Regions from separate parts of the Homo sapiens genome. Here region 1 is linked to region 2. Evidence: chromatin loops called from intact Hi-C (ENCODE). Cell type or tissue: PC-9. All regions are shown on one strand. Each heading gives the region's core, and the rest is flanking DNA. Links, peaks and the distances in the headings are about the cores only.

Region 1 (5,383 bases), core at 276-5,275, 180 kb after region 2:
CAACACTGGTTCAGCTGGATTCATAAAACAAGTTCTTAGAGACCTACAGACACGTAGAAAACCACACAACAATACTGGAAGAGTTCAACACTCAGTATTAGATTGTCAAGGCAGAAAACTAACAAAGATATTCATAAACTAAACTCAACATTTGACTAAGTGGTCCTAACAGACATCTACAGAACACTCCACCCAATAACAGCATAATACACATTCTTCTCATCTACACATGGCACATACTCTGAAATCAACCACATGATTGGACACAGACTAATTGTAAACAAATTATAAAAAAAACTGAAATCATGTCAACCATACTCTTGGACCACAGCACAAAAAAAATAGAAATCAAGAGTTATAAGATCTCTCAAAATCATACAATTACATGGAAATTAAACAATCTGCTAGTGAATGACTTGGGTAAGCCATAAAATGAAGGTAGAAAACAAGACATTCTTTGGCACTAATGAAAACCAAGATTAAATATACTAGAATCTCTGGGACACAGCTATAGCAGTGTTAGGAGTATTGTTTACAGAACGAAACACCCACATAAACAAGTTAGAGAGATCTCACATTAGCAACCTACCACCACACTTAGAGGACATAGTAAAACAAGAACAAATAATCCCAAAGCTAGCAAAAAAAAAAAAAAAATTAGCATCAAAATGAGATCAGCTGACAAGGCGGCTGGGAAACAACTGAGGATCAGTGGCCGAAAGAAAGCTGTCGACAAAGAAAAACTTAAAAAAAAAAACAAACCACACATGGTTGAAATTATTCCAAGAATCGTGAACTGTTACACATTTCACAATTTGGGAATTGGGCATTCATCATTCTCACAATTTAGCCTTTTATTCTGGTCTTCAGCAAAGTGGCCAATTGGTGAACTGATTTTTTTGCCAAGCAAGGAGCCTGCCCGCCTTTATGGCAGCCTCACAGAGGGGTATTGGGCACAGCGTAGACACAGGAGGGGTCACTGCATTTGGGGTTTGCACTTCCTGTGAAGGCCAGCTGTGTACCTCCCAGTCCTGGAGTTAATGGATCTCATCTTAAGGAACCCTGCTCATGTGTGTGAGCTTCAACCTGCACGTTCTAAAGAGGAATAAACGCTAGAGGAAAATAAAACGTTTGATCATTATTATTCTGTAATATTTTACAATAAAAACGACAAGCTCATGGATTTTAATCCAAGCCAAAGTAATGGTAAGAATTAAGTTCCTTCCTTAAGATACCCTCAGAAGGCTCAAACACTGCTCTATGCTCAGAGGTAATAAGTAGAGGCTTAGCTGATAATCTCTACATAATAATTTCACTAGTTGATCATCGTCAGGTATAATGGCACTATGCGATGGATCTACTAACATTTCCTATAAGTAGATTGTTTATTTAGGTCTTTTATAAATTGTTTTCAATACTTTTTGTAGTGTTTGGTATCCATTGGCATCCAGGCCAAGGTGATGTTCTTTGTACCACTTGTAGACTTGTAGAATCCCAGATCACTCAAGCAGGTTAAAGCTGCCCAGCTGCTTTCTGTTTTTTTTTCTTTTCTCTCATAAAGAAAATGAGACACAAATTTCATTTTGGGAGCTACTATTCCTATTTTACGCAACTGCCAGAATATTCTGAATTGAGTAAAATAACATTAAGTGTTGTTTGCATTCGTGCATCCACATCACAGTGATGGACCTCAGCTCACACTGAAGTTCCTGCTGCAGGAGGATGCACAGACTGGGAGCCCATTGCTGGGACATCTGAGAAGAGCTTCAAAAAAGGCATCTTTATCTCCTGGTTGAGATAGAGGCCTTGGGAAGGAGTGCCCACCTCCAGCCTGTGGCTGCCCTTTTTTGTGCAGAGAGCAGCTGGCTGTGCAGGGCTGCGGATGCACTGCCACAGAGGTACAGAGGTCTGGCTGGTGCTAGTAGACTCCAGGGTTGAGGGAAAATGCTTGAGCTTGTTTCCAGAGACATTGTACCCTTCCTTGGCACCGCCTTTGGTCATGCTGCCAATACTACCTGAATAATGGATCAGCCTCAGCCCCTATTCTTGGTCTTATTGATAACAGAACACTGAATAATGGTTCCTAATCTGAGCAAATTTCAGGATGATCTTTTTCCCTGTGTGTCTGTGATATCTTGGTATCTGGCTGATCCCTGCCTCCATGGGGGCTGTGGGAGAGGCAGGCAGAAAGTGAGGACAAGGCTTCAGAAGTGGCAGGACTCTGCAGAGGAAAGGGGAAAAAAAGGCTTGGAGCCTAGACTTTGGAAACGTGTGAAAGGTGGGCCTGTTGTGTTACTCCCCATGCCTACAGAGTTCACCTAGTCTGGGGCATTCTGACTGGGCTCAGGCAGGATCCACCTACTCTCATGGAGGCTGTTGCCTGGTGAGAGCTGCAGGGAAGATGGGGTGCAGCAGAGACGCACTGGGCTTAAGCCACAGCCCACCCCTCACTTTCCCATTTTCCTCTGAGATAGTTGCTCCTCTGTCTGCACCTGCCCTTGACACCAAGGCTGCCAGGCCAAACTTCTTCAACTGTGGATCTCATTAAAGATTAGAGGTATTTCCTGTATGTTGTATAACTGTAGGTAGTCTAGCAATAACTGAAAACTGCTGCAACATCTGCATGATATTGGATGCCAGCCCTGATTTTTCTTAACCCTTTCCTTCCTAGGCTGCTCTCCCAGGCTCTCCCCAGAGTCTCTTAGAGCCCAGTGGACCACAGTGCCATCTTGTGGCCAATAAGTGAAATTTCATCATTGCTTTTGCAAGGGAAATGGCCCAAGGGATGCTGGGAAGTGTCTGCAGAGGGAGCCGGGAGACTATTCCAGAAGTGCCATCCTGCAGGTTTTACAAGCAACTTCTCTGAACCCCGATCCCAACATTAGTTTTAACCCTGACTGTTCCTTTGAGTTATCAAGCTTAATATCCCACCCTCATTCTAAATAATTCTTACCCCATAGCTGCAGTTACAGTCTCACTGACATTTTCTCCCTTAAAACTATCTAAAGAGAGAGGAATAGAATAGGAAGAATAGAAGGAAATAATATTTACCCTAAAGTAGGAAGAAAACACAGAAAGTGAAGTGTAACGTAATTTCATTTCCATTACCAAAGATAAACAAATATGTCCCCCCAAATGACAATGGTACCATAAAAATAAAGATTAGCAAAAGTCTAGGCAGATAATGTGATTACCTTCAAGATGGGGTCAGATATGTGTTAATAAAAAGTAAAACTGGGATATAAAAAATAGGATCCCTTGGTCAGGCGTAGTGGCTTCTGCCTGCAATCCCAGCACTTTGGGAGGCCAAGGCGGGCGGATCACGAGGTCAGGAGATAGAGACCATCCTGGCTAACACGGTGAAACCCCGTCTCTATACTAAAAAATACAGAAAATCATCCGGGCGTGGTGGCGGGCGCCTGTAGTCCCAGCTACTCGCTACTCGGGAGGCTGAGGCAGGAGAATGGCGTGAACCCGGAAGGCAGAGCTTGTAGTGAGCCGAGATTGCGCCACTGCACTCCAGCCTGGGCGACAGAGTGAGACTCTGTCTGGGGGCGGGGGGTAAAGGATCCCTTGCAAGGCAATAAGCAATCATGGAGGGAGCAGTATCTAATGGGAAAATAAGGATGGATATAATTAAGACCAGCAAAAGGTCTGCTACAGTAAAAGAATAGCTTGTGCAATGCACATGTGCTGATCTGAGCAGCAGAGAGGGAGGAGATGATTCTGGAAGAGGTAGAGGAGTGGTGTGAGATGACGGTACGCTGCTGCAAAATAGTATCATAAGGAAGCAAATCAGCCAGGGAACTGGGGATTATATGACCTTTCTATCCACTATCTTCTGTGACAGACCAGATGAACCATTTCCCTTTCCAATGACTTGCTCTACAGTCCTTGCTCCGTCCCAGTTAAAGGCTCCCGGAATTTCTGCTCCTCAGGTTCCCATGGACCAACTCATTCCTTCGTCGTTGAGCAGAGTCTAAAGGGGAGGTCATCTCTTCGTGCCCTGAAGTCCCAGAGTAGCTGGTATAGTCCTCTCTTGTGGCTTGATCACAGGCCCCCAACTCTGTGCCTTTCATTTCCAGTAGACTGAAAGTTAGGTGTGAGTAATGAACCTTGAACAATGCCTTTATCAGAGGGCATGTAAGTGACTGCTTTCAGAATCATTGCTGTTTCTTTCACTGCCTCAGATTATATCTGAACAGAAAAGATGCACAATGGGAATGATTTCTTAAATTAATTTAACCACAAAAATCTTTCAAAGTTCCATAAATAATGCAACCAAAATAATTGCTCTCCTAAATGGTGACATTGTAGAGTGAAACAAAAAGCAAATAAAATTATGTCAAGTATTTGAGAGGAACCTCTGAAACCCAATCCTTCTTATACAAACATCATCGTATGGCCTCCCTCTACCTGAGAGACAGCAGAGCCACACCCATGCCCTGCACCTGGCAGGAAAGCCTTGCTGGAGCCTGTGGGGAGCTGGCGAGGAGGAGACGTGGTGATTCTGCCCCAGAGCAGAGATTCTCTGGGAGCTCTGGATGACCTCCAGGGACTGAGATGGACGGGGGCTGTACTATATATTGGAGAGGAGGACATTTAGGTAGTGTGATCTTTTTGACCTCTCAGCTGGAAATAGATCCAAGGTCATTGGTGACTGGTGTGGAACTGCTTAGTTTCCAAAGCAAATTAGTCCATGCCCAAGGGTGTGTCTGTGCCACTGAAGAATTGTCTGACTCTAAAGTGGTTCACGGCCCAGAGCTGCTGCTTGCCCCATCTCTGTTCCCAATGACTGCAGCATCTACATATTCCATGCAAGGAAGGATAATTTGAAAATAATAAACTGGTTCACTGTATCCTTTAGCTACATTCAAAATAGTTGTCAAGTTGTGGACTGACATGCTTACAGGAGACACAGACCCACAAAGTGAGGGAATTTGGAGATTGAATAGAAATAGTGTCAGGTGAGGTTATTTTAGATTATGGTTTCTAAAAGCAAGAACAGAGAGGAGGTGAATTCGGAGTCCTTTTGGCCCCACAAGACATGACGACATAACAGGGACATCACTGTCTCAGAAAACATTCCAGTGATGTGCTGGTACACTGAGTGTCTGTGGAGGTGGGCACATGCCTAGTAGTACTTACCAATTTCTGTTGTATCAACACAGGCACTATGGTGGATTTCAAGCTGTCAACATGGCTTCACTGAATGGGGAGCTGGGAAGAGTGTGCCTATTTGTCTCTCGTGAGTCAGAAAAGTTGGCTCCAGCACATCAATTGACTCAGAAGCCCAACTTTCAAAGCTCTTCAGTGCTTAATACTCAACTCCTAGAAATGAGGCATCAGCAACGATAGCAAAGCCCATTGTTTTTGTAATAGG
Region 2 (5,383 bases), core at 175-5,174:
GTAGCAACTTCAGTCTTTGTGATCACTAGTGGTGGACCTGAGCGCAAGTTTCAACCTTCTGAGACCCTCCCACTTTTCAGCCTTCCAGTGGTTTATAACCACCAATTCCCTGTATTAACTCCTATTCTCCTTGGAATTCCTAGAGGATTCTGTTTCCTTGACTGAACCCTGTGATGTATTAGAAATGCCCCTTGTCACTATATGTCTATATTAGGACATATTGTGGCCCCATTCTATATGGAACTAAAACAGGACAAATATTCTCTGGCTGGAAGTTATATGTCCTGGAGGTTGGCAGGCCATAAGCCATAGTAACCACATTCCATAATATGTGACCTTCTTCTACTGCTTGGCTAGTCTTGAGATGGAAGAATAGTGCTCTGCTGTAGCTCATTGACCAAGGCCCAGGAAACACTATAGAATTTTAGAAATTTTATTTTGGAGGCATGGAGTCGTAGGTTTGGATCCTGCCTTTGATCCTTGGAAATATGAAATACTGGAGAAGTTCATGAGCCACAGCTTCCTATCTATAAAATGGTACACTGAAATCTTCTACATGTATAAAGTGGATATGCTAATGTCTATCTTTGCATTAAAACACATAAACTCAGGAGGATCATTTGAGGAGTTTGAGACTAATCTGGACAACATGACAAGGCCTCATCTCTACAAAAATAAAAATTAAAAAAAATTAGCCAGGCAAGGGGACACATCACCTTGTAGGAACTGAGGAACTGGGGACACACCTTGTAGTGATGTGTCCCTGTAGTCATAGCTACTCAGGCCGCTGAGGCAGGAGGATTGCTTGAACCCACGCGCTCAAGGTTGCAATGAGCCATGATCACAGCACCACTGCACTTCAGCCTGGGTGACAGAGTGAGACCCTGTCTCAAAAAAGAAAAAAAAAAAAAACCCGCAATGTGTACTGCTATGATTTGACTGTGTTCCTAAATAATTTATATATTGAAAACTTGGTTCCCAATGCAGCAGCGTTGAGAGGTAGGACCTTTGGAAGGTGACTGGATCTTAAGGACTCTGCCCTCATAAAGGTTAATCCATTCATGGATTAATGGGTTATAGAAGGAATTAGTTAGTTATGAGGTTGGGTCTGTTATAAAAGCCAGTTTGACCATCTTTCATGAGCCCCCTCATATGTAATGCCCTATGCCACCTGGGGACTCTGCAGAGTCCTCACCAGCAAGAAGGTCCTCACTAGATGTGGGTCCTTGACCTTGGACTTCCCAGCCTCCAGAGCTGTAAGAAACAAATTTCATTTCTTTATAAAATACCCAGTCTCAGGTATTCTGTATGGCAACAGGAAACACACTAAAACATATACCCCTATGTTGGCACAGAGTAGAAGCTCCCGCCACTTGCTAGGAATTAAAAAGTACTGGCTAAGATGTGAGAACTTCCAGTGGGTCTGGAGCCCACAAGTGCAGGAGCTCTCACTGAGCTCAGCAGGGCAGGGGAAAATGTTAGAAAAGAATAGAAGCATCTCTGGGGCTTGGCTAAAGTTGTGTGGCAGCCCCCACCTCCTTCTCCCTATTACATCCTCAAGTGAGATAGGAGGGTTTGGGTACAGAAAGCCAGTAATTCTCCAGGGCTGTGCCTAAGCTGCTGGCACAGAAGTACAGGGCTGAGTCCCCCAGCTCCAAGGAGCTCATGTTCAGTTCAGAATGATAGTCACTGAACTGTTGAGCTGAGAATCGATCAGGGATGCTTCCTTTATCGCTCTGCATCTTTTCATAAAACGAAATGAGGAACTGGGGGTCCTGACCTGGACCCTGCTGGTACCAGTAGACAGTGTCGTGTCTAGGGATAGGATAGCATTTCAGAGTGGCTGTTTCCCTCTTTTCTTTGATCAGATGTCTTGGGGACTGGATGACTCCAGCAGCCACTGAACCTGTGGAGGAAGGAGACAGAAGCTGAAGACTCAGCTCGGGAGAGTTTGACACTTCAGCAACAATTGAACACTGTGGATACAGGGATGTCCCACCTGTACTCAGGACTCACCTGCTCCCAGGAGACAAAGCATGACACGGCAGAGGAGCCTGGTGTTCCAGGCAGAGTCAGGCAGGTCAGGACTAAGCATCTCCCTGCTCAGGTTGCTGGTCTCCTGGGGTGAGAAAGCAGGGCTTTTGCTCCTCCTCACCGTTTTTGGAGGTTTTTACTGTGATGTCACTGTTCTGATGTCATCGTCCTGTAGGCTCCCATAGGCACCCTGTACTCCAGGACTAGCTCAGCTAACTCAGGCTTTCCCCCATCCTGTCCAGCTTCCTGCAGAGCAGGGGAAGCTAGCTGTGCTGAGCGAGAGGGGGCAGGCTTCCGGGCAGACAGCCATCCGCACAGCTTCTGAGATTTTCATCTGAGGCAGATGCTCCTTTATCTCCACCTGGCTTGGGTTATCCAGGCTGCCCTGCTGAAACCCTCATCACACTCCCCATCAAACCTAGGTTGCTAGAGAGGCCACACAAGGCTTCAGTTCATGGCTTCCTGTCATGACAAATACATGTTGCATATCAGTTGATCTGATAAGACTATGATTAACTCTTCCTGTGCCAGCAGTACCTCTGGTTCATCTGGTAATATCCCTGATACAGAGACGAAATCAAGACTGTCTCCCTTAACCCTCTCTCTCTCAGACAGCGCTATCAGTGACCCACTCAGTGGATCCACAGTGCCCCCAAGTGGCCAGTGTGTAGTCACTATGAGGAAGCTCTAAGGACCCTGACTAGGGAGACTGGGTGCTTCCTAAATTAGACCCTCAGGATCTCTCAGGACACAGCACAGCTCTTGCTGATTTCAGGTTTACCTGCCTCAAACTCAAATTTTGCACAGGTTGGTGAGGGAGACATAAAGCAAATGTCTTTTTAAACAAGAAAGAAAAATTTTTCATTTTAATTTAAATTTTAAATTTCATCAAATAATGGTGTAGGAAGGGAGATATCAGCCAGTCATTAAATGCCAGCTGCCATAGGAATGGGGTGAGACCTGGGCAAAGCATTCCCTTTAACCAAAGATAATTCCTGGAGGCAGCTGACAGTGACATGCTATCAGTGAAACAATCATCTAAGCTGGAGAAATAAACACATTAGTCTCATGAAAAGAAACTGCCTACTTATATATCTTTTTTTTTTAATTCTCTAGTCAACTTTTTGTTTTTAGTGAATTGCCTTCTTTATGATTGATGTGTAGGAATTCTTTATAATATGAATCCAGCCCTTTCTCAGATATACATTTATTTTTTCGTAATGTATTTTGAAGAACTTTTTGGGATTTGCATAAAGAACAATTTGCTTTTTTTATGGTTAGAACATTCTTTTGTCCTTAAGAAATCTTTGCCTACCCCATGATCATGAAGAGAGCTTGCTATGTTTTCTTCCAGAAGCTTTCAGTTTCTAGTTTTTCGATTATCTGGGATTTTTTTGTGTCTCTTACTAAATTTTGTTTATGGGAAGGGTCAGCAGTTTTCCTGTAAAGGGTGAAATAATAAATTTTTTAGTTTTGTGCATCATGCAGTATTTGTCTCGACTACTCAATTCTGTCATTGTAGTGCAAAAGCAACCATTGACAATATATACACGAATGACTGTGGCCATGATCCAATAGAACTTCATTTATGTTTACTGAAATTTGAATATCTTAGATTTTTATATGTAACAAAATACTTTTTACTTTTTTTCAATCATTTAAAAGTGTAAAATTTTTGTTAGTTTCTGGGCTGTATGAAAACAGACAAAGGCCAAATTTGGCCCGGAGGCCATAGTTTGCCCACATCTGGTTATGGAGTGAGATAAGGCTAGAGATTCATTATTTTTCCATATTATCCCATTTTTCTAGAACCATTTGCTGAAAAGGCTATTTTATCCTCTTTTTGCTGTTTTTAGTATTTGATCTGGGAATTACATATGCATCTTTGACTTATCAGTTTGCTTGCAAAAATATTCTATTTAACCATAGGATGTCATAAATGTCCTTTTTTAGGTGAAGAAAATTTCTTGTTACTCTTGAGTTTGATAACAGTTTTCTTCAAGAAAGGATATGGAATTTTATCAAATGCTTAAGTTATCTATAGATATGATCATATACTTTTCATATTTTTCATACAGATAAGGTAAATGACATAGTCTGTTTTTTGAATGTCAGACCAACAATGCATTACTGAGATAAACCCTACTTGACCATGTTGTACTATCCCTCTTACATATTGTCAGATTCTCTAGGCTGTAATGGTAAAAGGATCATTGAATCTGTGTTCCTGAGAGATATTAGTCAGCAGCTTTCTTGGAATCTCTTAGTCTCGTTTTGGTATCAGAGTAGTTCTGGCCTCAGAATGAATAGAAAATTATCCCCTGTTCTTCAGTTTCCCCTCAGTCCTGCTTTGGCAGCATCATACCAACTTTGATATATTTTTATATTTGTTCAGTTTAAAATAATTTCTTTTCTGTTGAACATTCTCAAACATTTTATGCATATATAGCAATTTCCTTGAAATAAATTCATTAAATAAAAAACACTCTGGGTCAAGGAGTGTTAGCAGTATTAACTCTTTTGATGTATGCTGCTAAATTACTCATCAAAAACGGTTTTACAATTTACTCTCCCCCCAAAAAAGAAAGATTTGGGCCAGGCGTGGTGGCTTATGCCTGTAACCCCAGCACTTTGGGAGGCCGAGGCAGGTGGATCACCTGAGGTCAGGAGTTCGAGACCAGGCTGCCCAACATGATGAAACCCCGTCACTGCTAAAAATATAAAAACTAGCTGAGCATGGTGGTGGGCACCTGTAATCCTAGCTATTTGGGAGGCTGAGGCAGGAGAATTGCTTGAACCCAGGAGACGGAGGTTGCAGTGAGCCAACACCATGCCACTGCACCCCAGCCTCAGTGACAGATTGAGACTCCGTCTTAAAAAAAAAATAAAAAAGAAAGGTCTTACTTATCTTCATTCTCACCAGTATTTGGTCAAAAAGAAAAAAAAAATGACCAAAATATACTATTAAAATAATTGTAAATTATCTTTTATCTTTTGATTTATTTTTTGCTTTATGAGTTATTTAGACAACTATTATCTAATTTTGAAATATTCGGGACTTTTCCAGAAATCTTTCTCTTACTGATTTTTAATGAAGTTTCACTGTGACCAGCGAGTGCACTTGGTTTGACTTGAATACTTTTAATGCATGGATGCTTGTTTTATGGCCCAGTGTACGTAGTCCATGCTGGCACACAATCAGTGCGCACTCCAAGAGAACATGTATTCTGCTGCTGTTGGATGAAGTGTTCTGTAAACGTCAATTAAGTCAAGTTGGTTGTTGGTGTAGTTCATATCTTCTGTATCCTTAGTTGTCTTTTGTTTTTGTCAACTTGTTAAACCAGTTACT

The links. Peaks named below come from ENCODE experiments on the same cell type or tissue, not always from the same donor. Only the 100,000 strongest peaks of a DNase experiment are listed, where the experiment ranks them.
Region 1: a loop joins it to region 2, with 12 times the contacts of the local background. A loop is called at or near these places in 2 of 110 quality-filtered maps.

What each region holds. Positions count from the first base shown.
Region 1 is chr7:142,355,416-142,360,798 of GRCh38, reverse strand. It overlaps TRB and the pseudogene TRBV8-1. Among named protein-coding and RNA genes, the nearest start is that of PRSS58, 100 kb to the right of the region's middle. In PC-9, for the core only: CTCF peaks have their summits at 2,514 and 2,730 (motif pointing left); a DNase peak (open chromatin) is centred at 2,638; H3K4me3 peaks cover 342 bases; H3K27ac peaks cover 647 bases.
Region 2 is chr7:142,532,521-142,537,903 of GRCh38, reverse strand. It overlaps TRB and TRBV13. Among named protein-coding and RNA genes, the nearest start is that of MIR11400, 61 kb to the right of the region's middle. In PC-9, for the core only: CTCF peaks have their summits at 2,484 and 2,689 (motif pointing left); a DNase peak (open chromatin) is centred at 2,643.